7 separate regions of the Mus musculus genome follow, and regions 1, 2, 3, 4, 5 and 7 are each linked to region 6. Evidence: chromatin loops called from intact Hi-C (ENCODE). Cell type or tissue: heart. All regions are shown on one strand. Region 1 overlaps Corin (corin, serine peptidase). Region 2 overlaps Corin (corin, serine peptidase). Region 3 overlaps Corin (corin, serine peptidase). Region 4 overlaps Txk (TXK tyrosine kinase). Region 5 overlaps Corin (corin, serine peptidase). Region 6 holds the start of Corin (corin, serine peptidase). Region 7 overlaps Corin (corin, serine peptidase).

Region 1 (4,000 bases), 93 kb after region 6:
TTTCATTGAATGGACACATTGTTTTAGTAGAGATCCCCTGTTAATTCCTGATCCCAGCCTCCAACACACACACACACACACACACACACACACACACACACACACACTCTGATGGAAAGATGAGGAAGTAGATTTAGAAGGGTCCCCAAGACTTCCTTGTTTCCTCTACATTTGTTCGTGGTCGATTGGGTAAAAACATTTAAATGTGTTTATTAGTGGTCTTTTTGAAAATATCATAATTGACATGGATTCAAGAATACGTATGGAGAGTCTCCAAGTCAGACTCCTTGGGTGTTCTAATAATCAGAATCCATATTATAGGTCAAGAGTAGCAGGTTTTTGAAAGTCAAAATCACACACACCCACTCACCAGTATCCATTCTTCATTAAGTCACCCTGAGATGTCACTGGGAATATCAGTTCAACGCTATCAGGAAGTGTTGTAGCACTTCTAATCTATGAAAAGATTGATGACTTTGGGCAAAATGGTGAAACAGTTATAATTAGAGCCATGTGTTCACTAGAGTAGTATTTTCTTAAGTAATCAGAGTCCCAGAATCTTTGTAGGTTTTTAGTTGCAGTTATTTTTTTTATGTAACTTTTTTCTAAATGTTTTTCTGAAATGTCATTTTTCAATGAAATACACTTCTAGATTTAAAAATATCTTGTGCCTCAATCTTGATGGAACAATAGGCACATCTCACATATATTTATAATTCTTATGCTCTAGGAGAAGCCACTGATACCTAATGATCTTCATGTATATATAAGAATATGATTTCTAGCACACCTATATACCTACTGAAAAAAGTTTATGTGGTAGTAATATATTGTACATCAAGTACAAAAGCATTTATTATAGAGTAAATCATATAAGACCACCTTGCAGATCTCACAGTGCAGTCTTTCTCTCATGTTTTTTTTCATTGAGTAAACGAAATGCCTGTTGTATTCAGAATACAGACCCTAGGGCCTCTGACAAATACAATCAGTGAGCATAGTAGCAATTTATACCCATGCAATGTGCTTCTATTAAAAATTATCAATTTACTTTCATTTTATGTGCATTGGTGTTCTGCCTGCAAGCATGTCTGTGTGAGGGTGCCAGACCCCAGGAACTGGAGTTACAGACAGTTGTGAGCTCCCAGGTGGGTGCTAAGAATGGAACCCAGGTCCTCTAGGAAGAGCAGCCAGTTGTCCTAACTGCTGAGCCATCTCTCCGGCCCAGCAATGCTGCACTTAACTGTAGGTGATTTTCCAACATTTTAGTTGTTACACCTGAGTAGAAATGAAGTTGTATCACTAATTGAATCCGTTACTGAGACCTGACATTCTGATTAACATCCCTCAATAAACAAAGTACTGTCCCTATTGTAGAATTGTGTGGTTCAAAATTTCAGTGATACTGAGTTTAAGAAACCCCGACAGATGTTTAAGTTTTAAACAGTTCTTCCTCAATTCCATCATCCTCACAATCACAATCATCACCATGACTACCACTACCACCTCCACCACCACCACCATCACCACCACCATCTGCACTACCACTACCCCCACTACCTCTGCCACCACCACCTCTACTACAACCTCCATTACCACCACCACCTCCACCACCACCAGATCACAGTTCATGACTTTTGAGGGATACTGAACATAGACTATAATACATATGAAAAGAAAGAGAGGAACACCAATGACACATGTAAATGCTGCCATGCAGAAACTACAGAGAGGTAGGATAAATGACAGGAGAGTAGCTTGGAGCCAACTGCATGGATGAGGAATGATGATTTTGCTGGAAAGGGGATCTTCTTGACAAAGAGGGAAGAAACACGTATGCTTGTGCAGGCAACAGACACTGTGAACTCAGGCTCACATTAGGTTCCTGCTTAGCCTCAGACATGAACACGAGGAAAAGCTGACTGGCTTGTGAAATAACCGGTCCATGGATACAGTATTTTCCCTTTATATTTGGAGTCTCAGTCTTTTTTACCAGAGTGCTTTCACAGCTGTCAGCTCCTTTCGCCTCAAGTAAGTCCCCGAGGTATTTTCATCTTCATTTTATAAATTAAGAAACTGAGGGTGAGAGAGATCATCCCAGGGTTATTTAAAATCCCAGCCCCTGCACCCCCAACCGTCCTGTTCCAGCTTCCCCAAAAAGCATGTCCCACCATCTTGGGAGTCAATTAGTAATCCTTGAATGCTACCCTCCACTACAGCCCCGTTCTCACAAAAACTCTTAAATGTCTCTCCAGACTACAGTGAGCCAAAGCCTACAACCTGTAAAAACTGCCTTTCTTAATACACGGTTCTGGGAAGTCGATTCATCTCCTCTTAGCTGCCCTTAAATCAGTCATAATTCCTGGGACAATTTGTTCTCATACATGGCTCACGGTTGTCTTATCCTCTCTGTTGCCGGGCCCTGCAAAGTAAATAACGCGCTGGAGTGATAATGCTGTGGGAACTGTTCTTGAGAGCTTTAAAAATAAACATTTGTGCGTGTTTCCATAGCCGGGTTGTGAGAACTCAGTGGGGCTAAGGGTCAAGGCCCATCAATCATGCCGAGTGTTCCAACTAATCCTCAACTTTACCTTGGTTGTAATCATAAATGGAAAGCAGTTTTTAAGTGGTATTTCTGTGAGTCTAAAGAGATCCCCTGCCATGAAAGAGCTTCGGCTGTTTGTTCTTCCACCTCCCTCCTCTTTTTCCTAGTGTCATGTTTGCTTTGTCCAGCTCTCGTTGCTGATAGCAACCACTCCATCGTATCAGACTCCCTAATTGTAGTTGCTGGACCTCGGCAAAACATCCACTCTCAATTTCTATTGAATCGCAGGTTCATTTCAGAGAGATTATGCCATATGCTTTCTTTGAGATTCTTAGAATCATTGTTTTGACAGTGATTGTAGGCAGTGCCGCGAAACTATTAAAAGCTGACCAGGCGCTTTTCATTACAATGGCCAGCTTTAGATAAAATGATGTGTTTTTTTTTTCCCAGAACCTCAGATTTTCTTATGTTTATAACTTTAAATTACTTAAAGTTTTAAATTACCTAACCACTCTTTCTATACAGAGATGCCACCTCTTGGAAGAGCCTTGACTTAGCATCAGTGACTTACATGTGAGCTTACATGATTTTGCTTCCTAACTGTTGGGACTTGGAGAATGTCAAGTCCATTCAAACATCTTTATCTCAACTTCACAACACAAATAATCAGACTTGGACAGTAGAACCACTTTACCACCCTAGGCGATGTATTTCAGATGACTTTGGAAGCCACGATGCATTTCGCATATACAAACGTTTCAGTTCGGTAGACACACTCTTTGTGCCATGAACTTTATTACAGTTGGGAGAGGAATGAAAACATGCCTCTTTCTCATGACTTCACAGGCCAGTGAAGAGATAAATATTTAAGCGTAGACTCCGACCTTATACAAGAAGTTGGTTTCAATGGTATATCGGAGGGAGACATAGGCTAGAACAGGTTGATGTGGGACAGGTGTTACTCAGAGAAAGAGAGAGACATGGTCAAAGGAGTAGCTTATTGGACTTGGATGTGGCTTGGTGATAGAGTCTTTGCCTACTACACATGAGACCTGGGACTGCAAAACAGGACAGAAAAGAAGTAAATAATTGCACCAGTTATTGCACCAGGCAGCTGGCACTGTTTTAAGTGGGAAAGTATTACATAGTACACAGTCCACAGCCTGGGTGTGAGCCGGGCACTTCTTTCCTACAGTCTGTGAAACAGCCCTGAAGGGTTACTTCTCAGAAGAGACAGGAGAGCCTGAGGAAGGAAGTAGGAAGTGCTTCTTCATCTTGTGTGGGAGGCCTCTGTCCCCGATGCTTCTCTGGCTGTAGCATTCCGTCTACCGTTAGATTCTAGAATCACATCTGGATTCTGATGTGATCCACTTCCCAGCCCTCTTGGCTACATGCTAGACTCCTTCCTTTGCCTCTACCGATACCATAATTATCTGTATTCCACAGGATCGAGTT
Region 2 (4,000 bases), 62 kb after region 6:
CTAAGGAAGCCTCCTGCTTCCCCTTATCTTACTTGGACACTCTCGTTAATTTTTGGAGGACACGAAATCCTTTCAAATCGGCTGGCCTCAGGAATGACTCTGACGGAACGTTCCCTTCTCTGTTAGTTGTCGAGTGTAGCAGATGACCGTCATCATTCCGCTCAGCTGATGTGTTTCTGACCTGGGTTGACTTTGCCCTACAGCAGGGAATAGACTAAGACTTCTGTCTAATTGGGCCATAGGTGAGGACTTGCAAACATTTTCTCCTCAATGCAAAGTCCTGGCTCTGAAGTATGAGAAAAAGCTGTTGTCACGGTATCTGGGTTTCTCTTTGTGACTGACATTTGTGTGTGTGTGTGTGTGTGTGTGTGTGTGTGTGTGTGTGTGTGTGTGTGTGTGTATGTGTATGTATCTATGTATGCATGTATGTATGTATTTATAGAGAATACATACCAGGTATCTTTTAACAACTTTCAACGTGTATAATACATATCAGTACCTGTACTCATAGTATTGTACAATAGGCCTACCACAGTCATTCTCCCAGTCTTACTGAAATTTTGTGCCCTGTAAACAATGTCTCCCAGTGATCACCTCTTCTCACACCAGCCCCTGGCAACTATAATATTACTTTGGTCTTAAAAATATTTTAAATTATTATTATGTTTTATTTTATTCTATGTGTATGAGTGTTTTGTCTGCATGCATGTCTGTGTACCGTGTGTGTGAACAGTTCCCCAGAGGCCAGAAGAGAGAGTTGAATGTCCCGGAACAGTAACTACACGTGTTAACCACATGTTGGTGCTAAGAATTGAAACTCGTCCTCTGGAAGAGGAATCAGTGCCCTTGACCCCTGAGCCATCTCTCCATCCCTGATATAAATCTGTTCTTGATAGCTTGACATTTTTAGATTTCACATATGAGTAAATTCATGCGATTGTTTGATTTTTGTGCTTAGCTTTATTTCATTTAACACAATGTTCTCCAGGTTCACCCATGTTGCTGCAAATGACAGAGTTTGAAACCACGACTTCAGTTAGACAAGCAATCCACCACTGAGCTATATCCCCAGCCAAAGACTTTCTTCTTTTGAAAAGGATGAACAATATTCTATAATATACCCAACATCACATAATTTTATAAGTTTATATCGTTGGCTGAGTCGAAATATTAGCTCTTACAAATAATGTTGATGAGACATCTATTTAATAGTCTGATGTTTTTATCCTTTATTTATCTATGATTGGAATGTCTGGATCATTTAGTAATTGTATTTTTAATGTTTTGAGAAACTTCTTTCCACTATATCTATATTAATACATACCACATATTCACCAATATTTGCCATTTTCTTTCTTTTTAAATAAGAACCAGTCTAGCAGGTATGAAGTTATGTCTTTTGTGGTTTTAATTAACATTTTATGTGGTGACTAGCAATATTATACTTCTTTTTTATGTAGTGTGTTTTCTTTTGAGAATTGTTCAGCTAGATGCTTGGACTTTTTTGATAATCGGATTTTTTTTCTTGTTAAATTCTTTCTGTATTTAAGGCATTAACTCTGATCCAGATAAGAATCAGATTCATGATTTGCAAATATTTTTCTCTTACTTCATAGGGGCCTCTCTGTAATGTTGATTGCTTCCTTGTCTGTGCAGAAGGCGTTTAGCTTGACATAGTACCATTTGTCTGTCTTGTCTTGTGCTCTCTGCACTTTGGATAGCATATTCTTAAGTTATTGCTCAGGCCTAGGCCACTGTAGATTGTTCTTGTGTCTTCCTACAGTTCCAAGTTTTATCTTTAAGTTTTTGATCCATTTTGAATTGGTTTTGAATATGGCGTGAGATCAGGATCCATTTGAGTTAGACTGCACGTCAGTACCTGTTTTTCTTAACCCTGTTGAAGAGTTCATCCTTTCTCTATTACTTGTTCTTGGCATCTTTATCAAAAGTAATTGATGGCACATATGTGGATTTGTTTCTGAGTCTCCATTCCATTCCAGTAGTGAGAGATTTTTGTTTTTGTTTTTGTTTTTTTGAGACAGGGTTTCTCTGCATAGCCTTGGCTGTCCTGGGTCTCACTCTGTAGATCAGGCTGGCCTCGAACTCAGAAATTCACCTGCCTCTGCCTCCCGAGTGCTGGGATTAAAGGTGAGCACCACCACTTCCCCGGGCGAGAGATATTCTAGATTGAATTAACTGAGTGAGGCTCACACCGACGTAGGTGGCGCTGTTTTCTGGAATGGAGTCCCAGCTAGTGGAGAATCCAGCATTAGCTTCTGTGTGCTCCAGGCTGCAGATGCGCAATGTGCCCAGCTGTCTCATGAGCAGCTGCCTGACGCCCCTCCCCCAATACGCGCCCTGATGGACTGTATCCAGCATCCTCTCAATGTAAGATGGGACAAACCCTTCTTTCCTAAAGTTGCTTATGAGGCATTTGGCCACTGTAAAGAGAAAACTAAGTAGTACTGTTGTTGCTTTTAGAGATCTCTCAGCTTTGTGAGTGGTCTGTTTCTCAGACCCAGAGCAGCGAGCTTTCACAAGAGTTTGCAGAGCCTCCTACAGTTGTCACTCAGTACTGTTCTTTGTGCTCCCACTGTCCTGAGGGTGCTCTGTGGCACTCTGTGTGCCGTGTTTCCTCTTCATATTTCTCCCCCTCTTGAACTTGGTTCAAAGAGCCTCTGCCTTCCCTTTACTCTGGTGAGATCTCCTGCTAAAGCCAACGAGAATGACAGAAGGTCAAGGGTGTAGCTTTGTAGAGACAGGAAAGAGAGGCTCCCCTCTCAACTACAGAGGTACTGTCCAGACAGTAGTCAAAGACATAAATAGATCTTATGAAGGCAACAGTGTGGGCCACCTCCCACACTGTCAAGACATCTAGGGAACAGGTTATTGAAATCAATAGCAGCAATGTTAGTCAGCAGCAGAAACAAGGCCATTGTGTCTCAGATACCCTGGCTTTCTAAAGCTACTTGGCTATCATTCAATAAAAAAAAAAAAGTCTTTTAAAGCCAAGAGGTTTTTCGATTTAGTCTCATCTATTATTCTTTGAATAATTATTGGGTATACCCCCAGTGACATTCTAGTGAAGAATTCATTTCTTCGATGTGGGAGGGTGGTGGGATCAGGTCTCTAAGGAACATACAGTTGCTTGACTTTCGTTTCTTTGGCATGCATGCAGTGGAAACTCTACTTTGAGTTGGGAACTTTCTCCTGCTCTGGCGGAGTGTGATACTATGTTCTGTGATTCTGGGCAGTGACAAACCCCCAGCTTCCAGTCAGCCACCTAGTCACACAGGCAAGCAACTGCTGCTGGCTCTACACTGCCACACACACACACACACACACACACACACACACACACACACACACACACACGACTTTTGATTTATACTGCCTGGGATTCCTAGGGCCTGACATAGGTCAAACAGACACTTCACCACTGAACAATTCCCCAGCCTGCTTTTAATATATTTTTTTCCATGTTGCTTTGAGATAGGATTTCACTAAGTCATGCAGGCTCGCCCTGAGCTCATTCTGTAGTCCATGTGAACCTTGAACGCATGTTCCTCTTGCTTCTGTCACCTGGGTAGCTAGGGTTACACTTTATGCCAACAGCCCTGGCTGATACTTGCAAATTTCAATAAATTTATCAGTACATCATGAAGGTGAGGTCCATCTGTATTTGTCAGTGCTACTATGAAGATAATACTTGACATACTGTGAAAAGATGCAGGGACACTTTAAATGGGATGCTCCTGCGATATGTTTGCTGTCTGGAAAGGTTAGCTCTCTGAATCAGACCACTGCTGTGGCTCTCTACCCTTCAGGGGCAGTCTAGCTTCTATAATTAAGCCAGTGGCAAGAAGGGAAGTGCTCCCTTTCAATGATCTCATTTGATGATTATGAATCCCCAGCAAATAATATAAAGTGATGTCAATTTAAGTATCTCAATAGACACAATGAAGACAGGGGACAGAGAGCAAACTTTGAGTGGGAGAAT
Region 3 (4,000 bases), 160 kb after region 6:
CCTGATTCTCTACCTAGATGGATAGGTAGCCTATCCCTTTGTAAGTCTGTTCCTATAGACGGGAATGTGATTATTTTACAGTGCTTAACATTATTAGCATCAATAGTGCTTAGCTTCTTGACCACCCCCCCTCTACGTGATGTTTGCTTCTTTCAGTTGGAATTCGCAAAGAGAGAACAGGGAATAATAGATAGGAAGTTATTCAAGGAACAATTGCTCATTTCTTCCTTTTTTTTTTTTCGTAACAGGGTTTCACTATGTATCTCCAACTAGGCTGGAACTCTCTATGTAGACCTGGCTGGCCTTGAACTCTTAGATATCTGCTGGGTTTTGCCTCCTGAGTCCTTGGGTTAAAGGCATGTGCCAACCACATTTCTTTCTCTTCTTCAATGCAAAATTAACTAGAATATAGAGGGACAATAAACAAATAGGCACATAGACAGGGAATATATTAGTAAAGCTGATTGCTTAGCACACGTGACCAGTACTGTGTCTGGTTTGATGCCCTGGATGCTGTGAGCGAAGAAAGTTGATATCCATTGGACAGAGCCATCCACTCCTTGGATTCTAGCCTCTGGAGACACTAATTCTTACCATCTCACAAAAAAATTACCCCATTTTTCAGTGCTTTCTGAAGATGCATTGAGTAGGATTCAGGCCTCAGGATATCTTCTATGTCCTCAGTGACTCCTGTGTGAAGTCATGGTTGATGGTGACAGCCATAGTGGTCTGCTGTGACTCGGCTACACGAGTGTGTGTCTCTGCCGACACTGGATGTAGGCAGTTTTTATATGTATTTATAATTTCTATTTTCACTAGAGTGGTGGTTCTCAACCTTCCTAATGCTGTGACCCTCTAATACAGCTCCTCATGTTGTAGCAACCCAACCATAAAATTATTTTTATTGCTACTTGATAACTACAATTTTGTTGGAGTTATGGGTTGGAATATAAATATCTGAGTTTTCTGATGGTCTCAGGGGACCCCTGTGAATGGATCATTCAATCCCCAAAGGGGTTGGGCCCACTGCTAGGAGAACCACTAGTCTAGTGAAAGTCCATGGTTTACTTTCCATTACAAACCAAAACCTCACATTTACACCTCTGTGAATGAGACAATGTACTGACATGCTTATGGCATCACAAGAAGAGCTTTGAATACCCTGCACTATTCTGTCCAGTGCCTCCCTGGCATCATGACATCTCCACGCCTTGCCGGGAGCAAATTTCAGACATAGCCTTGCATTGGGGGTAGAGGTAGAGATGATGTTCTTATGGCACAGGGAAACCAATCCATCACCTTTCTCTCATAGGAGACAGCACAGGCAACTGGGGGAAGCATCTGGAAAGAATCATTCCCACAGTTCCTCTTTCTACTCACATCCATCAAGACCCTATGAAGCCTGGTGTGGCTGTCGGGCCCCTTTGGTGTTTTCCTGTGTTCCCAGTGTTCTGTTTGCCTTTACTTCAACATGGCGCCTCACCTGTTTCTAAAGCTCCTATTGAACAGCAAGGAAGAAGAAGGGGTGAATAACTTTGCCCTAGTTATAACTTCCTTCTCACCTAAAACTTCCTGTCTGATTTTTACCAGCTTCAGTTAGAAGAAACAAATAGTATTGGGGCCATGATGAAAAAGCCAAACATCAAAATGGTTAAAGATTTCAGCTCCTGGTAGAAAACGGCAGATAGGGGAATGCTGTCTTTCTCCAAGTATCCCCACCTGCTGAGTAAGGAGTAGATGATTACTTGACACATTAGTACTGGGTGGCAATTGATGAATCAAGGCATGGGACACCTACAGCTGTTGATATTACAGTAAGGAAGCATCAAATATCATGTGACTGCTGAGGAGAAAACACAGCAGCTGTCTTCAGTCCTGCCAAGCCCACAGGGCCTAGGCAGTCTAGGCAACCCTCCTGATTCTGCTGCTGAAGTTCAGGAAGTAGGAAAGTTCACAGACTGTTATAAATAATAATGATAGGGAGGGACTCAGAGCTTTCAGCAGAGTGTCTGGTTGGCATGACTAAATGTTGAAAATGCCACCTTTTCCTGTAAATGCTTATCATTTAGAACCTAGTTCCCAGTGACTTCGCAGCTCTGTAACATGTATAGTTCACAGTCCCGCTTTCACTCTTGTTGCAGACTTTGAAAATGAGATGCCATTGACAGAACACCAGGCTTTTAAAAAGTCATTACAGTCATTTATTCAACCTGATCTACAGGACCCTGATCTATCTGCACCTGTACAGAATGTTTGCAGGCTGGACCAATCAGTCTACGCTAAGCATCCTCAAATTTGTGACGTGATCGCCCTCTAGTGACTATTTCATACTCAGCTCCATCCATGTTCATGCTTAAGCTATAAAAGCTTACTGGTCAAAGCCACTGAATTTGGATTGCATGAGTATCTAAGAGTCTAACTAGTTCAGCAATGTCTTTTAAGAGAAAAAAAAACCATAAGATCCAATCCTTACCTCACTCAATAAAGATCTTTAGGATAATGCATGCTCATTATGTAATCTTCCCATCACCCTTGGCAGTGAAACTGAAAGTTACACTTTGACAAATAGGAAGTGATTTGTTCTCCATATGTCAGAACAGAGAGAAATTATCTATATGGTACTATCTGTTCACCACCTAATAGAAACACATTGGTAAAAAGTTAAGCCATGGTTAGTATGGTAAAGGAAGAAAGGGAAAGAAAAGATGTGTAAGAAAAAGGATTGCTTGTGGCATCTGTGTGAATAACTCCATTTTATAAAATTGTAAGTGTATCAAGAGAAGAAGAAAAAGGCCTCTTTTTCTCCTCATCTCTGGAATTGAAGGTGCTTGTGACAAGCAAAAAAGCCTGTAGCAAAAGTGACAGGGAGAATAGTGGGAATGGTCCGATTCTTTATTTGTATCATACCATTTTTCAGACAAAGAAGAATTATTTGAATAATTGTTCATAATAAGGTCTGATTCTTCATTGGCAAAGGCAAAGACAGCTCTCTAGAAATGACTGTGTGCATGAGTGTGAGTAGGGAAAGCCATGGGGGGGGGGGGCGTTAAATTCTTCTAAAGACTCTGGGAGAGGCAGAGAGAAAAAAGTATGGGAGATAATGAACTGCTTATGGAGTTTTATATTATTCCTATAAAAGAAAATCTTTTAAGAATCTGAACACAAAATTTGAAAGTTCCCATGGTTTTACTCTGAGCAGATATAATAAGTTACAATTAATTAAGTGGCTTAAACAGTAGACATTTATATGTCACAGTCCTGGAGTCTAGAAGCTTGAGGTCAAGGATGCCAGCATAGTCCAGCTATGGACCTTTCTCAACCACACAAAGCCAACTTCTTTTTGTATCTGATATGCTAGGATGAGAGAGGGAGATTTCTCTGAGGTCCTGTGTGGAGGGACAATGACCTAATTCCCAACAACTGCTCTCATGACCTAGTCACCTCTTGAGGACCCTATCCCCTAATACCATTACACAGTGTGGGAGGAGCTAAGCTTATTACTCTGAGAGAATACAAAGGGTCCTTCACACTCTTTCTTCATAAATACAGGAGACAACAAGGACCAAACTCTTGCCTTCTCTGCCTTCTTGTCTTTTCACCTGGTATGATGTCAGTTCCCTGGTGTCCTAGCTCCCCCTAGAAACAGAAATTCAGAGCATATTTTGTCGATGACATTTTAATCTGGTCGGTTCCTTATGAATATTGTATCTATGAAGCTCTCCTCATCCCCAGATTAGTAAGTGTCCCGAGGCTTATTTCATCCCAGTCCATATTACTTATCTATTTGTATCATACCACTTTTCAGACAAGCAAGAATCACTTGAATAATTGCTCGTAATAAGGCATGGAATCTTCATTGTGCTTAGGTCAATTTTATAACACATGTCTGATTAACTCTATAACTTGGGGTCCATAGTGTATTAACTGGGATCACCAAGGGGACAGACACTCTCTACTGCCTTCTCTCAAGCCTGCCCAAACTCACCTGTTCTCGGAGGCT
Region 4 (4,000 bases), 200 kb before region 6:
TTTTTGTGACATTCAAGAATCATTAAGCCGGGCGTGGTGGCACACGCCTTTAATCCCAGCACTTGGGAGGCAGAGGCAGGTGGATTTCTGAGTTCAAGGCCAGCCTGGTCTACGAAGTGAGTTCCAGGATAGCCAGGGCTAAACAGAGAAACCCTAACTCGAACTGTACCCCCACCCCCAAAAAAAGATTCATTAAAATTCATGGCCTACAAGTGCATCCGTAATTGATGTCTCCACGAAGTTCACATGCAGACAGGTAATGTAAAAAAAAATGTGAAAGAAGGACCCATGGTGGATGCTTCTCTTCTTTCTACAGGCTGCCAGGAACTGTTTGGTCAGTTCTGCCTGCGTAGTAAAGATCTCAGACTTCGGCATGGCGAGGTACGTGATGTGACACCTCTCTCTGTCTACTTTGCTCACTTGTAAGAGGGAATCTTGTGCTTTAAAACAAAACAAAACATTGTGTGTGTGTGTGTGTGTGTGTGCACATGTAAATGTCAACGATCAATTGATGAAACTCAGTTCTTCCCTTGTACCCTATAAATTCTTTGTATTAAGCACCCCCCCTTCCCCAGCCCCCAGCCATCTTGCTAACCAAGTCTTCCATTTTCAGTCTTGCAAAATGAAGTTGCTATTACCTCTCTCTCTCTCTCTCTCCTCTCTCTCTCTCTCTCTCTCCCTCTCTCTCTCTCTCTCTCTCTCTCTCTCTCTCTCTCTCTCTCTCTCTGCTCTGAGGAAAGCATCCCTGTGGGCTTAGTGTTCACGTGGCTTGCATGGCTCAGCCTGCCTTGGATTTCAGGATAGGTGCTGGCTCTACCTATCCTGAAGGGGGAGGGTGCTTGCTGTGGCCTGTTCTTGCCGGCCTCTTTCAGGTTGTTGTTGATACAACTATGGTAGATCTTAAAATGAAAACAAGAATTTTTCAGTCCATTCAAAATATGTGTGATGAAGTAAGTGTATTTTTCATGCTGAATGCATTTTTGAAAGAGAAACAGAGAAACCTATTTGATTAGGTCACCATCAGACACTGTATAACCACTTTTGGAAACTGGTTTTAGTCATCACTGGGATAAACCTAATATATATCCTTGTATATATACACATATATATACAAGGATTTTTTAAAAAACATTTTGAGCTCTTCTTTTTGTTTGAGGCCCAGAAATTTAACCCTAATGAATTCCAGATGTTTTTCTGCATTCCTCAGCAGTCCAAGTTTTAAGTGTCTCATGGGCATTGTCATGGAGGTGGCCTGGCTGGTTCTGTTGCAATATGCAGCCAAGATCTATGTAGCTATTGTCCTCCCACTTCACTCTGCCTAGCCATTTGCACAGGTGGCTGTTGACTGTCTACATAGAGGATTCCTTCAGAAAGTTCCATGGAGCTGACAAAGACCTAGTTTACTGAGGCAAGACAAGACCCATTTGTATTCCAGAATCTTTCTGCCTTTCCTGGAACTAAAGAGCAACACAGAACTGGTGTCCCACCAACCTCCTGTGTGGACAAGAACTTTCTTCCTCAGGGATCTGTCCTCCCTCCCACCCCCCTCCCACATCTTATTAACAGATCTAGCCTTTTTATCTAAAGTCTAATGTAGAGACTCTCTAGTGGGAAAGGAACAGCCCTCCTCTGTTTCCTCTTACACAGTCTTCTCTTTTGAAACAGGGTCTCTTTATGTAGCCCTGGCTGTCCTGGAACTCTCTATGTAGACCAGACTGGCCAAGAACTCACAGATACCATCCTGTTTCTGCCTCTCAAGTGCTGAATTTAAAGGCATTCACCAGTACCTTTAAAACATTTTTCTCTTCCGACTTTATTTTTATTTTCTGTATGGAGGGGTTTCACCTGAATGTATGTCTGTGTACCACGTGCATGCAGTACCTACAGAGGCCAGAAGAGGGCATCTTATTACCTGGAACTGAAGTTACAGAAGGCCGTGAGCCACTCTGTGGGTGCTGGCAACAGACCCTGGGCCCTCTGGTAGAGCAGCCAGAGTTCTTAAACACTGAGCCATCTCTCCAACCTTAGGTAGTCTTTACCGAAGAGGGGCTAAAGGCGAAAGGTGATAGAATATGTGGGGGAAAGTGGGAACATGAAGACAGCAATAATAAATAGCTAAAAAACATCATTATAAGGCTGGAAAGATGGCTCAGTGGTTACGACTGCTTTTCCAAAGGTCTGAAGTTCAAATCCCAGCAACCACATGGTGGCTCACAACCATCTATAATGGGATCTGATGCCCTCTTCTGGTGTGTCTGAAGACAGTTACAGTGTACTTAGATATAATAATAAATAAATAAATAAATAAATAAGTAAAAAAGAACCATTATTGTATATGCAAGAGCCCAAAGCCAGCTGTCTCTTTCCCCATGCATTTCATATTCCTGCATATGAGTCTTAAGAAAAGTTATTTCTAATCTATATAAAATATACATACATTATAATATACTGGATATTTTTCATATCAGAAGTTCTATAAGAACACACTTATCCCCCCTTTTTTTGTGCCACACAAAATATAAGTAAGTGAGAGAAAATGTGGCACCAATTTGGATCCATGTTTTATGACGTGTACGGCTTTTCACTTATCATTTATTTACTACCTTGTTGTTACCTTTACTGTTAGAACACAGGGCTGTTTCTTTGCAGAATTAAGTTCGGACTCTAAAGAACATAAGTACTTCCCCAGTGTTGGGACTGTAGAACTGTAGTTTTCAGAGAGCCGGTGAAATCCAAGGAGACCTGGTTCTAGAGGAGAAAACAAATAAAGAACTATTTCCCTGTCTGCCATCAAGAAAACAAGAGGCACAAGCCCTTTCCAGGGGAAAGGCTGTTTTAGCAGATCCGAGCTGTCAGAGGTGTTTGAAGCAGGTAGGCCTCGGAGGCCATTAACACAGTGTGCTCGAATCCCCTGGTGGCAGGTATGTTTTGGACGATGAATATATCAGTTCTTCTGGAGCTAAGTTCCCAGTCAAGTGGTGCCCACCTGAAGTCTTTCATTTCAACAAATACAGTAGCAAGTCTGATGTCTGGTCGTTCGGTGAGTGCATGCATTTGCTGTCGCTAGGTTTGCTACAAAGGCAGCCTTCTCTTTTCTTCTCTCGCTTGTTTGTTTTTTGATATGATGTAGCATTCTTTTTTGTTTGTTTGTTTTGTTTTGTTTTGTTTTTTTGTTTTTGTTTGTTTCAAGACAGGGTTTCTCTGTATAGCCCTGGCTGTCCTGGAACTCACTTTGTAGACCAAGCTGGCCTTGAATTCAGAAATCTGCCTGCCTCTGCCTGCCTCCGGAGTGCTGATTAAAGGCGTGTGCCACCACCGCCTTGCCATGATGTAGCATTCTTTTTTTTTTTTTTCCTTTTTTTTTCTTTTTAAATTAGGTATTTTCTTCATTTACATTTCAAATGCCATCCCAAAAGTCCCCCAGACTCCCCCCGCCCCCACTCCCACTTCCTGGCCCTGGCATTCCCCTGTACTGGGACATATAAAGTTTGCAAGACCAAGGGGCCTCTCTTCCCAATGATGGCCGACTAGGCCATCTTCTGCTACATATGCAGCTAGAGACACGAGCTCTGGGGGTACTGGTTAGTTCATATTGTTGTTCCACCTATAGGGTTGCAGACCCCTTTCTTAGAATTGGGAACAAAACACCCATGGAAGGAGTTACAGAGACAAAGTTTGGAGCTGAGACGAAAGGATAGACCATCTAGAGACTGCCATACCCGGGGGTCCATCCTATAATTAGCCTCCAAATGCTGACACCATTGCATACACCAGCAAGATTTTGCTGAAAGAACCCTGATATAGCTGTCTCTGTGAGACTGTGCTGGGGCCTAGCAAACACAGAAGTGAATGCTCACAGTCAGCTATTGGATGGAACACAGGGCCCCCAAAGGAGGAGTGTAGCATTCTTTGTAACTCTTCTTGTAACTGCTTTGGTGTCTGGGGTCAGACACCTCCCCACACAGCTCTGCTCTCTTGGTCTTTTCCTTCCCCAGCAAGC
Region 5 (4,000 bases), 54 kb after region 6:
AGAGGAAGAGGAGAACGTGACTAAAAACTCACCCCTATTTGCTTTAGAGGTGAGTTTGTCTTGTCTGTGTCTTGCTTTCTTCTTTTATTAGTGGTGACAGTTACTGGACATCTTGGCAACTGCAAACAATCACACCTTCTGGAAAGTGGCACTTGCCAAGAACTCCTGCTGGGTGAACTCCAAGGCAGAGTTAGGATTTCCAGAAAAAGAGTTGGGCCAGAGAGAAAAGACAGAATAGGGAGACATCATACTATGGAATGTAACTCAACCCCTAGACGGCCCCAGACCTTCAGTAAAGTTATCCCACTTCCAGAAGACCTTGTGCAATATCTGTGTGTAAAGGGATACAAAAAAAAAAAAAAAGAAGGCCTTCTATGACATTGTCCTGTTGGTTTTTTTTTTTTAAATTCCCTTCAGCAAGGTGATGTCATCAGAAATGACAAAACACTCATCCATGCATGGTCACATTGTTTCCTCTCTCGTTCATGACACCCACAAAAGGAATCGCATCTTAGTCCCAGCCAGAGTATTTCTTTTCATAGGCAGGGAAAGCTGTAAGTTAACTTGGAGCTCTCACGGTGTGGCTTGGCCAGTGCTGGAGAGAAAGCAGAATTGTTTTGTCTCTCCAGTTCACGAAACCCAGTCTGCTTCCATTCCACTATTTCACAGTGTACGCATGGGTCTTAGCCATCTCTTACACTCAGTGTGCACCAGCGATCCAGGTGCAGGCAGGCTTGCGACCTGGATTGCAATATTGCAAAGCAGAATTATGCCACGTTAAAATGATTTTCAACGTGAGTTTAATTCCGAGGTTTCATATTTTGCTCTAGCACTTCATTTCTCTCAAGGACGGTGTTTTCCATCAGAAGTGAAGAAGCCATTTACATAAAAACAGCCCAGCTAACGAGGTTACAATTATGGCAACTGTCATTTTCTTCCTCTAAGTGGATTTGTCTGTAGGTTGAAAGTTCTGCCATTCATTAAGATTCAAATCAATTTGACAAGCACATACCCTGGAGAATAAAAGAAATACAGGGTGCCTGCTGTTTAGCTTGGAATTTTGATGGAACCCCTGACGTGGGTATTCTCTTCCTCTGGCTGGATAGGAACTTATTTTGACACAGAGATGAAATCCAGGTGAAATCACAGTGATTGCATGAGGAGAGGCTGAAGCCTTTGACAGTTTGCCCATCTGTGCTGTTGGTGTGCTTGACTGCTTGCCGAGGAGACTCCCAACCCACTGTTGATGTTAACTGGAACCGTTGGCCACTGGGAGCTTCTATTTTAAAATACTCTAGTGAGAATGCCAGTCTGGGATTCCTGAGTATTTGATGGTTTAGAAGGCATATTTGGGTGCGAGCCCCAAAGCTAACTGATGAGCACCACAGGATAGGCAAGCACGCGCTTCATTGTTTAAGACACAAAATCAAGTTGACGTGTCCCGTACCATTTAGCTGGCAACTGGTGGATGTGAAGCTGTGTCTCGGGTGTTGGGTCTCCTGGGCCAGTGCTCTCTCAGTGCCTTTTGCTCCTGGTAGAATTTATAGTTTATAGTGCTCAGAGTACTGTAACGGCACACAACTTAGCCTCTGGGGGAATAGAGTCATTGGCTTTTCACTCTTTCTGTTTTCTTTTGGTTTTAATGATGGCTGGCCGTGCTGTTCTTGATACAACAGCGACCACTTAAATGACTAGGTAAAGTGTATTCACTGAAAATATTTAATATATGTCGGTGGCATCTGATCACACTTCCACTGCTTGGTTTTATTTAACCAATGTTAAGATATCATTTAATGTCTTCTTTTCATATTAGCATCTGCCAGAAGAACTGGTTTCTCTCCCTGTGTTATTACTGTTCTCCAACTAAGAGTTTTAAATTTCCTAGTATATGTAAAAGCCATTTAAGTGTACTTTGATCACCAAATACCATGGCCAGATGGTCTACCTGGATTTCCTGACCAACTCTTATCCAAAGGTAGTTAGAAACGGTCTTGCTCCAGTACACTTTTTCTTGAGGGACCCTTTTATCATCGTCATGGCTGAGAATTCTGCACTTACAAAGTGTTAACTAGAATATACCACATAACTACTATGCCATAGCCACCAGCCTTTCTTCATGGGGGTAGCCTCACGTGACAGGCTGTACTTCTGGGCTTTCCTGATCCCTCACTGTGAACTCCAAGGGAGATGGAGAGAAGGAGGTGACCCACTGTAAACGTTAATGCTGTGTTTCAGCAAGAGACATGTTTCTAGGTTGCGTGCTATGTCTGGGTTCCATTTTATAACTTTTTTTCTTTATATACATTTTAAGTATTTAAACACATGTTGAAGGAAAGGGACGACTCGCTAGCAAGAGGTTGGCGATCACATAGAGTGTGGTTCACACTAAAGTAGACTGTTCTGGTGAAGTGTCAGAAAATGGATTGGTGTCCTGAGAACTTCCGGTGTTCTTTTCTCTTCTCAGGTCTCTGGTAGGCAGCCCCTAGGGGGGGAAAATAAGTGCTTTTAAAAAGCAAAACCAAACCAAAAGGACCTATAAGCAGAATGGGAGTTTGGTAGGAGGAAGGGCAGAGGTAGAAGATGGGTAAGAGACAGCAGAAGGAGATCTGTGGTCAGAATGCATTCTACACAAGGGTCAAATTGTTAAAGAACAAATTAACAAAGACAGTAACTGCTTCCTAAGACATTAGCAACATATTAAGTCCACCTTCCTGATATGTCCAAGTCAGCCATTTTTAATGTATTTATAAAGTTGTGCAATTATTACTACTACCTAATTTTATTTTATTTATTTACTGGCTACAAAACCTCTGCTCTATTGTTTCATATTCCCTTTTTATGCAATCCCTGACCTAAGCTAATAAAATTATGCCTCTCTGGGCTTGCTCATTTTGAAATTTGTGGGTGTGTCAAGCCTGAGGCCCATGGCCTGCATCTGGCCAAGGATAGCTATGAGCATGCCTCAAAATTCAGAGTTGATTTAGCACATCATGGAATGGGTTTTGTAACTCAGCTGTGTGGTCCTCTGTGTGGGCTTTGTCTGTGACCACGAGGTGCCTCAATGATCAAAAGCTGGACGCACGTGGAAGCTTATTAGACAACACAGGTTTCTCTCTATTTGGGTGCTTTCAGTATGTATCCGTATCACGTATGATGACTTCATCCTCTTTTTCAGTGCTAAGTAATATTCCATTGAATGGATATGAAATATTGTATCTATTCATCCTTCCAAGGATGGGTATCTCAGTTGCTCCTACCTTTTTTTTTTTTTTAGCACCCATGAACTATACTGCTGTGATTCTTGTACAAGCTGAGGTAGGACACATGCTTCCAGTTTTCAGTTTTCTTTGAGTTATAAGGGAAGCAAAAATGTATTATTTCTCTAATTTCCTAATAGTTTTCTGTCTGGTTGTTTAATTCACTGTGGACAGTGCGAATTGAAGCATCCAACTGTCCTCAAAATCATCATCATCATCATCACCATCACCATCATCATCATCATCATCGTATCAAGTTGCTTTGCTCATTTTCTGGGCCTTGGGGGTACATTTGAGTGATATAAGAATTCCACATAAAAATTTCTTAATTGTATATCTTTCTTTAAAGGGTTATAAAATAATTTAAGCATCTTCTACATCATGTGGCAACATAACATGTAACAGTCACCAGTATGGAGTTTTGGTGCTCATTTGAGTTTCTATCCATGAGTATATCACTGCGTACGCAGCTCTATTGCTTAATCATATGATAGCTGTAAGAAAGGAGCGATCGATGCACGCTTGCTTTTCTTCTCTATTGAAGACCAAACACGTTTCTGAAGGTTGCCTTCGTAATGGCTTAAATACAGAAAAATGGCCACACACCTTCATGACCCAGACAGCATAGTAGAAGCTTCCTGAATATGTTACTTATATTACAACACCCAACTTGGTACTCAGGGTATTTTAGCAAACAGTAGGCATATTAATTAATAGCCTAGTAATTTAAATTTTCTTTATAA
Region 6 (4,000 bases):
CCACCCCCCCCACACACATTCACCTCGCTGCTCTTGAGTAGCCTCTCTTTCCTGTATTGTTCTTGTGAGTTGGGTGTATCCTGTATCAGACTCATTCTGTCAAATCTTTCTCTGATTTGTCACCCTGTCAGCCCCTCAATTAGATGTCACTTTAAAACATTGCTGCTTCCTTCTACAAACAAACCTTAATTTTACTGTTAGGAATTAAAGGTATGTACTAAGGACATGTCTGTATTCCAGCCAGATCATGCTGTAAGCCAGGACGTGTCTGCCTTCTGCTGGATCATATAGACCTAGAAGGTCTTTGGATATAATCTCTTGCCAGAGCAGCCATGTTGCTGGATTACAATTCCTCTGCACAGGTTGTGTCTGCTTGCTGGCCTTTATGAATAAACCAACAATGCACATAGTTGAGCCAGTGTCTCTGTGAGACACCGAGTGCATACCCATGTGTCACTTCACTTTACGATTATTGGTCACCACTCCTGGAGGAGTAAAGAGGATGCTTGCCAGAGTTGAGTGCATTTGAGCAATAGGATGGCACCCGCAGCTCCCGAGGAGGGTGAAGTGAAGGAGTGTTCTTCGGAGATTTCCTTGTGAGCCAGTTCTTAGTGTCTTTGTCCCAAGTGAGTACCAGAGTGTATTAGAGGATGGTGACTCAGAAATATTAGGTCTGCCTACAGCGTTACAAATCATCATGGGGGACTTCACTGTGTGGTAGATTATGATAGGTATGCGTTGTTTTTTGAGACAGTCTTACTATGCAGCCCCGACTGGTCTGCAGCTCTCTGTAGACCAGGCTGGCCTCAGACTCACAGAGATCTGTGTGCCTCTGACTTTGGGATTAAGGGTGTGTGTTTCCAGTCCTAGCATCTTTCCCTCTTAAGATAAACCCATCCTCCTCTGTATAAAGTTCCAGTTTGCCTGGGATTTTGTCCTATTTAATTTTGTTTCACAGTTTTGTGTCTTTGTATCATCTGACAATATACTCTGATGATTTAATACCCTTCCCATGTTATTTGCAAATATTTTCAATAGCTGAAATATGTGTGTTGATTTTATTGTTCATTTAGTTGTTCCACTGGAATGAAGTTCTTGGAAGGCATGAGCTCTGGCAGTTGGCAAACACTAAATGAATGAGACAGATCACCAAGTAGATCAGCAGTGGAGTACTGTGACACTTGTCCATCATCATGCTGAGATGCCAACCACTTTGCTAAGAAAGCCCCACCCCAAATTGCCTTCATCTGTAGTATTAATTAAGGTCTAATTTGACCTATAGTTATGTCATGGCCAAACGTCACTCTGTAAAAAAGATCACCCAGTCTAGAGGCATATTTCTTTAAGTTAATTTTCTGTAAGTCTCTTTTTAAAAAAAAAACTATCAGAATCATTTGTTTTAACATTTTGAGATATGCAGTATATAATTCTTATCTATAGTCTGCATACCTCAAAATGGCACACCAAAACATTCTTCTTGCTGTGAGAGCCTTAATTTTAAGGAAGGGTTTTGTTTATTCTTATGACCAAGTCAAAGAAGAGGAAGGCACAGAAAATTATTTCTATGACTAACACACACATGGGTATTTTGTCAGTAATCCCCATAAATCTCTCTAATGTTTTTGGTTTTTATTATAAATATATGAATAGTTTGATATATGCCTGAAATGATAGACAATAAAACGTCCAGAATGGTACCAGAGATGTTAATTTTTGTAAAATTAAGAGTATTTTAAGACATGGACAGTGATTACTAATGTTTTAATAAACTGAGGGGCTAGCACTTGCCTAGCAAAGCTAACAACCACAGCTCTCATAATATAAGTTTAAGTATGTGACATGATTTTTTAAAAAGAATAATTTCACAATGATCATTAAAAAGATCACCATGAGTACACTTCATAATTAAATTAACTTGAAAATAAGACATGTTTGTTTTCTTACAGTATTAAAAATTACAAAGTCTAAACATAGATGTTCATTCTCATTTCTTATACTGGGCTCCCAGCAGCGTAAAGTACCTCGACTACTGGTTCTGATACTCACAGCAGCTGCAGCTATTAGGAGGAGGTATTCGGAGCGTTCACCTTCTCAGTACAGTCAGCCTTAGGAACCCAACATAGAAGAGCCAGGAACACCATGAAGAATCTACTTAGCTATTTCAGGTTTATAGTTCCTGCATCATCTCCACCAGAGGGCAGAACTCTGAAATGAAAGAAACTCAACTGAGCCTTCAAGATGGGTGAACGTACACCCACTGTTCCATCACAGACTGCTTAACTCTGGCCTTCAGGGTGGAGTTGGCAAATGTGTCTCCTGGGCTCTGGGTTCTCAGATGGGGTTCCTGTGGGTGGTGGTGTGCGCTGAGGCAGTGTCTCAGTCAGAACTCAGTCACAAAATGCCACCATCTCTGGGGAGTGTCAGGTCACTGCCTACCAAATGACCTCAGCGGGTTATGCCAGTTGCCTCTCATCTCTAAGTTAAAGAGGGTATGTGCAAAATGCTTAGTGCAGAGCCCGGCATGCTGGAACACTCAGGTTTGTGAATTGTGAAACCCTTGTTAGAAATGGCATGCCTCACTGATGCTGGAATAACTTGAGGTCAAGTGTCCCTCGTCTTTAACGACACATAGATGATATTCCCACACTCCATGTCTTTTCGGAAGCAAAGTACCCATTACCACTTCCTTCCACTCGTACAAATGTGCCTTTGTCCACACAATGATACTCAAGGTCTTATTGTCTGCTTACTATATGTAGCCTTCTCTAGTGGAGATGGGCTACAGTATAACCTTGAATAATTATTGAAATTTTGAAAATTTTGATTAAAAATGCATTTAAAACTCACGTTTAAGAAAACTTAAATTTTTGTTATCCTTGGCGGTTTTTTTTTTCAATTTTCGATAAATATTTAAGAATTGTCTTGGGCTTCAATGCAACCTTTGCTTTGGAATGTCTACACTGCTTTCCTTGACGCTATTAGAATGCAGCTCCCTGTCTGATGGGCGCGAATTTGCTGGCCCCTGATTTCAGCCTGGGCAGGTTCTTGTCAGACAATCGCAGGCCCGAGTTCTCCTAGCCCATGAAGCTCAAACAGCAACGCCGTTTCCCCCCCTAAACTTGTAGCAGAAGACAGATTTGCAATTTGTGTAACACGAATAATGCCTGCCTTCGAAACCTGACATCTTTTCGAACACAACAAACTTGTCATTGGATCGCTAGTGTCTGAAGACATTCATTTTGATACTTGCCTGGCTAGAATCCTGTATGAGGGGATAGACTGTTCTAGATGTGATAATGAGAGTTCGGAAGAGAGCAGCCCTTTACACTGCTCAACAAAGTTCTGCCCTCAACAAAGCAGCAAAGGCCAAAAGCTGCTGCCCCATAGTTGAAGGGTTGGTTTGTTTGTTTTTTCCCTGGTGTGGAGGATGGGGGCAGTAGACTCTTGGCTCTCCATCTGCCATAGAAAAATAACTTTTTTGAAGGCTGGGGTGGGTATGGAGGAACTGTCTCATTAAGGGTTATGGGTAGGACCCAGAGACGTGAGTGAAGGGAGGGAGTGGTCTGCGGGTGGGGTCTGCCCAGCAGACAAAATATGGGGCTCCAATCCCCTGAGTATAACTTCACTCCGAGTGAGGAGAAAGACACCCGTAGTGCCTCTCCTCGAGATCCATAGAGCAGAGAAAAGCGACCGAGATAAGAGTGGACAGAGGAGAAAGATATGTTCACGAAACGGCCCCCCGCCCTTGCTCCGGAGGAGTACAGCCGCCGAGCTGACGCCCCAAAGAGGGTAAGATCCACCCTCCTCGCTCCTCCAGCACACAGGTCGCGTGGCCTGAGTCCTGGTGACTTCAGAGTCAACCTTTTTTCTCCCTGTCCCTTCCTCCTTTCATCGGGTGCCACCTCCTTCCCGTCCGTAGGTCAGTGAGCACAGACTTCTCAGTGGCTCGTTCTAGTCCCCAGGCAGACGGTCCCTCACTCCTGTGGCTTGGCGTCGGAGA
Region 7 (4,000 bases), 79 kb after region 6:
CTGTATACTAGGGAGACACTGCAAAGAAAATGCCCAGGAACCATCTATTGGCTCTGTAGAGCTTACATTATATTGGTGGGAGGTAACTTTCTCTGAAAAGAATGGAAGGGGATATAAGGAGAGGAGCTATATGAGGGGGACCAGGAGGAAGGAGGGCTGCAACCAGGATGTGAAGTGATTAAATGAATAAATGAATGAAAAATAGCAAATAAATCAATAGATGGTCAGTTTAATGGCATGAACAGACATGAAAATGATCTTAGTATGCGATCATTTTTTATTCTAGTTCAAGAAGCCCACAAGAGTAACTTTTGCTTGAGTGGAAATTGCAACCACTTTTCTTCCATGGACTGTGATGTGCTTTTGCTTCGATCCAAACTATGTCCTTCTGACGCAGCCCCCTGAGATGCACAAACAGCCACCCTCAAAGCCTGCTATGGCTGCATTCGCTGATTCTGAGTTATACAGCCTCCTACCAGATATTAAGTTAATAGTAGTTGAATCATCTACTCAACATGCCATCATGTTTCCCCTCTCTACAAGTATTTGTTGCGCCACCCAGTTGGATGTGGGGCATGCAGCTGTGTGCAGGCTAGTCTTCATTTACTCCTTCATAGTCAGTTGCCACATGCCTCTTCTCCAACTCTTCCCTAGACACTGTTTTAGCAACGATCACATATGGGCTCTCTGTTGGGTTCATGCCTGGAGAGCCACCAGTATATCAGGATGCAGAATAGGCAGGTCACCTAGTGGCCACCTACTATGGTCACCTCATATTCCTCTGTGCCAACTTGCACATATTGGGTGCATCTTATGTGAAAGAACTTGGCTCCCATGTAATAGCCTTCCCTAGATGGCTCTTCCTAAGTTCCAGCAATTATTCCCTTTCTCATTAAACTTAGGTGTTAATAGCTCCTGGCCCTCACCCTACTGCACTAACCCTTGTTGGTATTAGGAATCACTGCTTTTGTCAACCGTTTTTTCATGGAATACTATCCCATGCTCCAACCTTAGTGGGTCCTCTTTTCCATGCTGGACCCATGATTATTACAAATAAAGACAAGATAATCAGAGTCTTAGTTGTTGAGTTTCAGATGAAAGAGAATAAAGAATATGGTGACTCCTTCCATTATCTATTTTCTGGTGGAAGACTATGGAAAAGACCAACCTTCACTTGTACACTTCTTAATCTCCATGCCCAGTGCAGGTAGAGACCAAGTTAGCATTCTGTCTCTCTTTTCTATGGCATGTAAGTTTTGTTCAGTCACTTGAGGTGCTGTTGGACCCTCACAGTGGCACCAGGTGACCCGTTGTCTTGCTCTTTCTAGCAATAGTGATGAATTCGTATTCTTGCATTATGCTGGCTCATATGTGAAACCCTTAGGTAAAGATGCTAGGGCCAGTGGTTGGGCCTGAGATCTCCTTTTTAAGTTTTAAGTTCTCTTGTAACAGAAAAGGAGAACATGGTCTTACAAGACTCTTTAGACATGAACAGTGTCTTCCTGGCTGAGGAAGGGTCACAGTTCTGTGAGATGTCTAACTCTGACTTTGTGAGTATTGCTGCTGAACAGTTCAGTTAAGAAAGGACAAAGTAGGATTGTATTAAAAATTACTAAGTCTCATCCATAAATTGCACATTGAACTCACTAATGTGACTTTTGCAAAGTGATGTGCCAAGGAAAACTATCATTACCAATAGCTGGGTTATGCATTATCGCACTCTCAATGGCGTAAAACAACTCACATGGAAATAGAAACCTCGGGGTCCTGTATCTGTCTCCTCTGCTCCAGAGTCTCACAGTGCATATTAACATGCTGGCTAGAGCTGAGGTCTTATTGGAAGGCTTGACTGGGGAAGGATCCATTTCTAAGTTCATGAGTCATTAGAAGAGCTTCCTTTTCTCAAGAGCTGTTGAAAAATGAATCACCCTCAAGGGCAACCATGCACGTGGTCTCCTTAATAAGTATGGCAATTTGCTCTGTCAAAATCAGCAAGAAAGAAAAGGGTGGGGGGTGTAAATAAGACAGAAGTCATAAGCATATGTAGCTCAATAATGCATGACATCCTATGAGTTTCTGTGGTTGGAAGTAAGTTAAAAGGTCAGTACGTAATCAAGACAAGGGCTTCTGCAGGCAGGAGCTGTAGAAGGCAGAGATCATGGGCAATGTTTGAAGTTTTCCCAGGCACAAATCATCCTCCCAACATTCACCAAAAGAGTTTTAAATATAAAGTTCTCCTAATATGTCAGCATAGCTTATTAAAAGTACAAGTTGACAGTGGCGATATGAGATCTTGGCAATAGTTTAGCAGAACATTTAGCTCAAAGACATTGTACTACTGTTAATTTCTTATTTTTTCTAAGTATAGTTATATGAAATGATTGTTTTTAGGGAGCCCAAAGGAAAGCACCCACAGGGCATCCAGTGGGGGGTGGGAGGGGTGATAACCAAGAGGCTTCCTCTGCTGTGACCCTTGTCAACTACAATGACCAGTGTGGTAAGACATGTCCACGCAATAGTGGCAAGAATGCTACGAGGGTAACCAGCTGTTTTCTGATTGAATTTAAGGCCTGCTCCATAGCATGGAACATGTGCTTCCAACTGTAAATCTGGCCAAGAATTCTGGGTTAGAGAATCACACAGGTCCCAGAGGTGAACCTACCATTATTATTCTTTTCAGAGGGCATGCTATCAACCAACCCTCTAACTTTGTATCGCTATATCCAATAATTAGTACAGCTCTTAGACTTCATCAAGGAAATTTCTTCATGTAGTAGATGGTGGCTAGTTCTGAAACCCACAACTCATCAAAAGGCAGAGAAGGAGCTAAGTGGTTGTGTCTTAACCACGGATGGACCATCTGCTATCTATCATTGGACCATCTGTTATCTATCACAAACACCCAGCCAGGGCTCAGGGACCATTCTGTTAAAAGGGACAGAAAGACTGTAAGAGTCAGAAGTCAGAGAGGACCTGAATAAAACAGTGTCTTCTGGACTTAATACAATCACTGTAGTCATGAACCCACACAGCAGCTGCGGCTACCCACGCAAGATCAACATTCTAGCATAGAGTGTTAAGGGGATTCTTAAGATCTTACCTCGTTTGAGGATCTGTGAACATTTGATGTCTTTAGGGGAAGGGAGAGTCAATTTTCCTTAATTGTCTATAGTAGGTCAAGCACACTCTAGTGGATGGCTCCAAATTCAGGAAAGCACAAATTGGGCTTAATAGCTTAATAAAAACAAAAGGACAGATAATTGTTGGTTAGGAGATGATGATGAATCTGGCAGGCATTAGGGGAGAAGTGAGGGATGAATTTGATCAAATATATTGCATGATGGTGGTGGTTGTTGCATGAAATTCTCAAAGAATTTATATGAAATATTTTTTAAAAGTTGCTCAATTTGACAGAAAAAAATATGATTTATAACTCTTAAAAGCCTACTGGTCGTATAAGTTTATTTTGGTATCTCTAGCTGTTTAACAAATTTACATTTATGATGAACATTAAAATTTTCTAGATAAACATCTATATATTTTTAGATGTATCATAATAAAATTTCCTGGAAATAAACTCAGTAATGAAGTTATAGATGAAACGAACAACATTTTTGGTAGATTAATTATTTTAAAACATCCTTCCTAGTAAAAATACTACAAGTCCTTATTATCATTGTGTGGTTACATGTTTCCAAATTAATCAAATGTGTCAACAAATACTTGGAGAGGTACATCAGAACTCTCTGCCTTCATTTGAATTGAAATGCATCAGGGACTTTTTTTTGCACCTCACCAAATGTACTTCACATATCAACTAGGAACAACCACCCATCCTAAAATAGTCATTCTGATAATCAAAGTGGTCCTTCCCTTCTGCCAAGTCCTGTTTTTCAGTTGCCAGTGTGTTGTTGCTTGGATATAGATCCTTATATTCCAAAATAGTGTAGCCTGTCTCACCACTGAATTCCATGTGATGAAAAGTGAAACACATCTGCCC

What was found. Peaks named below come from ENCODE experiments on the same cell type or tissue, not always from the same donor. Only the 100,000 strongest peaks of a DNase experiment are listed, where the experiment ranks them.
Region 1: a loop joins it to region 6, with 4 times the contacts of the local background. A loop is called at or near these places in 4 of 42 quality-filtered maps.
Region 2: a loop joins it to region 6, with 3 times the contacts of the local background. A loop is called at or near these places in 5 of 42 quality-filtered maps.
Region 3: a loop joins it to region 6, with 6 times the contacts of the local background. A loop is called at or near these places in 25 of 42 quality-filtered maps.
Region 4: it touches region 6 in a loop (1.9-fold over the local background); 2 of 42 quality-filtered maps call a loop at or near these places.
Region 5: a loop joins it to region 6, with 3 times the contacts of the local background. A loop is called at or near these places in 5 of 42 quality-filtered maps.
Region 7: a loop joins it to region 6, with 3 times the contacts of the local background. A loop is called at or near these places in 4 of 42 quality-filtered maps.

The regions. Positions count from the first base shown.
Region 1 is chr5:72,410,662-72,414,661 of GRCm38, reverse strand. The region is part of intron 5 of Corin (corin, serine peptidase); the gene reads left to right. Among named protein-coding and RNA genes, the nearest start is that of Gm23712, 6.2 kb to the left of the region's middle. In heart, no CTCF peak of the experiment used is centred here; a DNase peak (open chromatin) is centred at 2,451; H3K27ac peaks cover 2,285 bases.
Region 2 is chr5:72,442,444-72,446,443 of GRCm38, reverse strand. The region is part of intron 3 of Corin (corin, serine peptidase); the gene reads left to right. Among named protein-coding and RNA genes, the nearest start is that of Gm23712, 26 kb to the right of the region's middle. In heart, a CTCF peak has its summit at 2,239; a DNase peak (open chromatin) is centred at 133; H3K27ac peaks cover 427 bases.
Region 3 is chr5:72,348,825-72,352,824 of GRCm38, reverse strand. The region is part of intron 10 of Corin (corin, serine peptidase); the gene reads left to right. Among named protein-coding and RNA genes, the nearest start is that of Gm23712, 68 kb to the left of the region's middle. In heart, a CTCF peak has its summit at 2,312 (motif pointing left); no DNase peak of the experiment used is centred here.
Region 4 is chr5:72,699,649-72,703,648 of GRCm38, reverse strand. Txk (TXK tyrosine kinase) reads left to right here. Exons shown (of 15, transcript NM_001122754.2): 12 at 317-381; 13 at 2,922-3,040. Among named protein-coding and RNA genes, the nearest start is that of Txk, 51 kb to the left of the region's middle. In heart, a CTCF peak has its summit at 1,884 (motif pointing right); no DNase peak of the experiment used is centred here.
Region 5 is chr5:72,450,036-72,454,035 of GRCm38, reverse strand. All of the region lies in intron 3 of Corin (corin, serine peptidase), which reads left to right. Among named protein-coding and RNA genes, the nearest start is that of Gm23712, 33 kb to the right of the region's middle. In heart, no CTCF peak of the experiment used is centred here; no DNase peak of the experiment used is centred here.
Region 6 is chr5:72,504,160-72,508,159 of GRCm38, reverse strand. It overlaps Corin (corin, serine peptidase), which reads left to right and starts at 3,952. Exons shown (of 22, transcript NM_016869.3): 1 at 3,952-4,000. In heart, CTCF peaks have their summits at 2,187 (motif pointing right) and 3,433; no DNase peak of the experiment used is centred here; H3K4me3 peaks cover 673 bases; H3K27ac peaks cover 773 bases.
Region 7 is chr5:72,425,633-72,429,632 of GRCm38, reverse strand. The region is part of intron 4 of Corin (corin, serine peptidase); the gene reads left to right. Among named protein-coding and RNA genes, the nearest start is that of Gm23712, 8.8 kb to the right of the region's middle. In heart, no CTCF peak of the experiment used is centred here; no DNase peak of the experiment used is centred here; H3K27ac peaks cover 179 bases.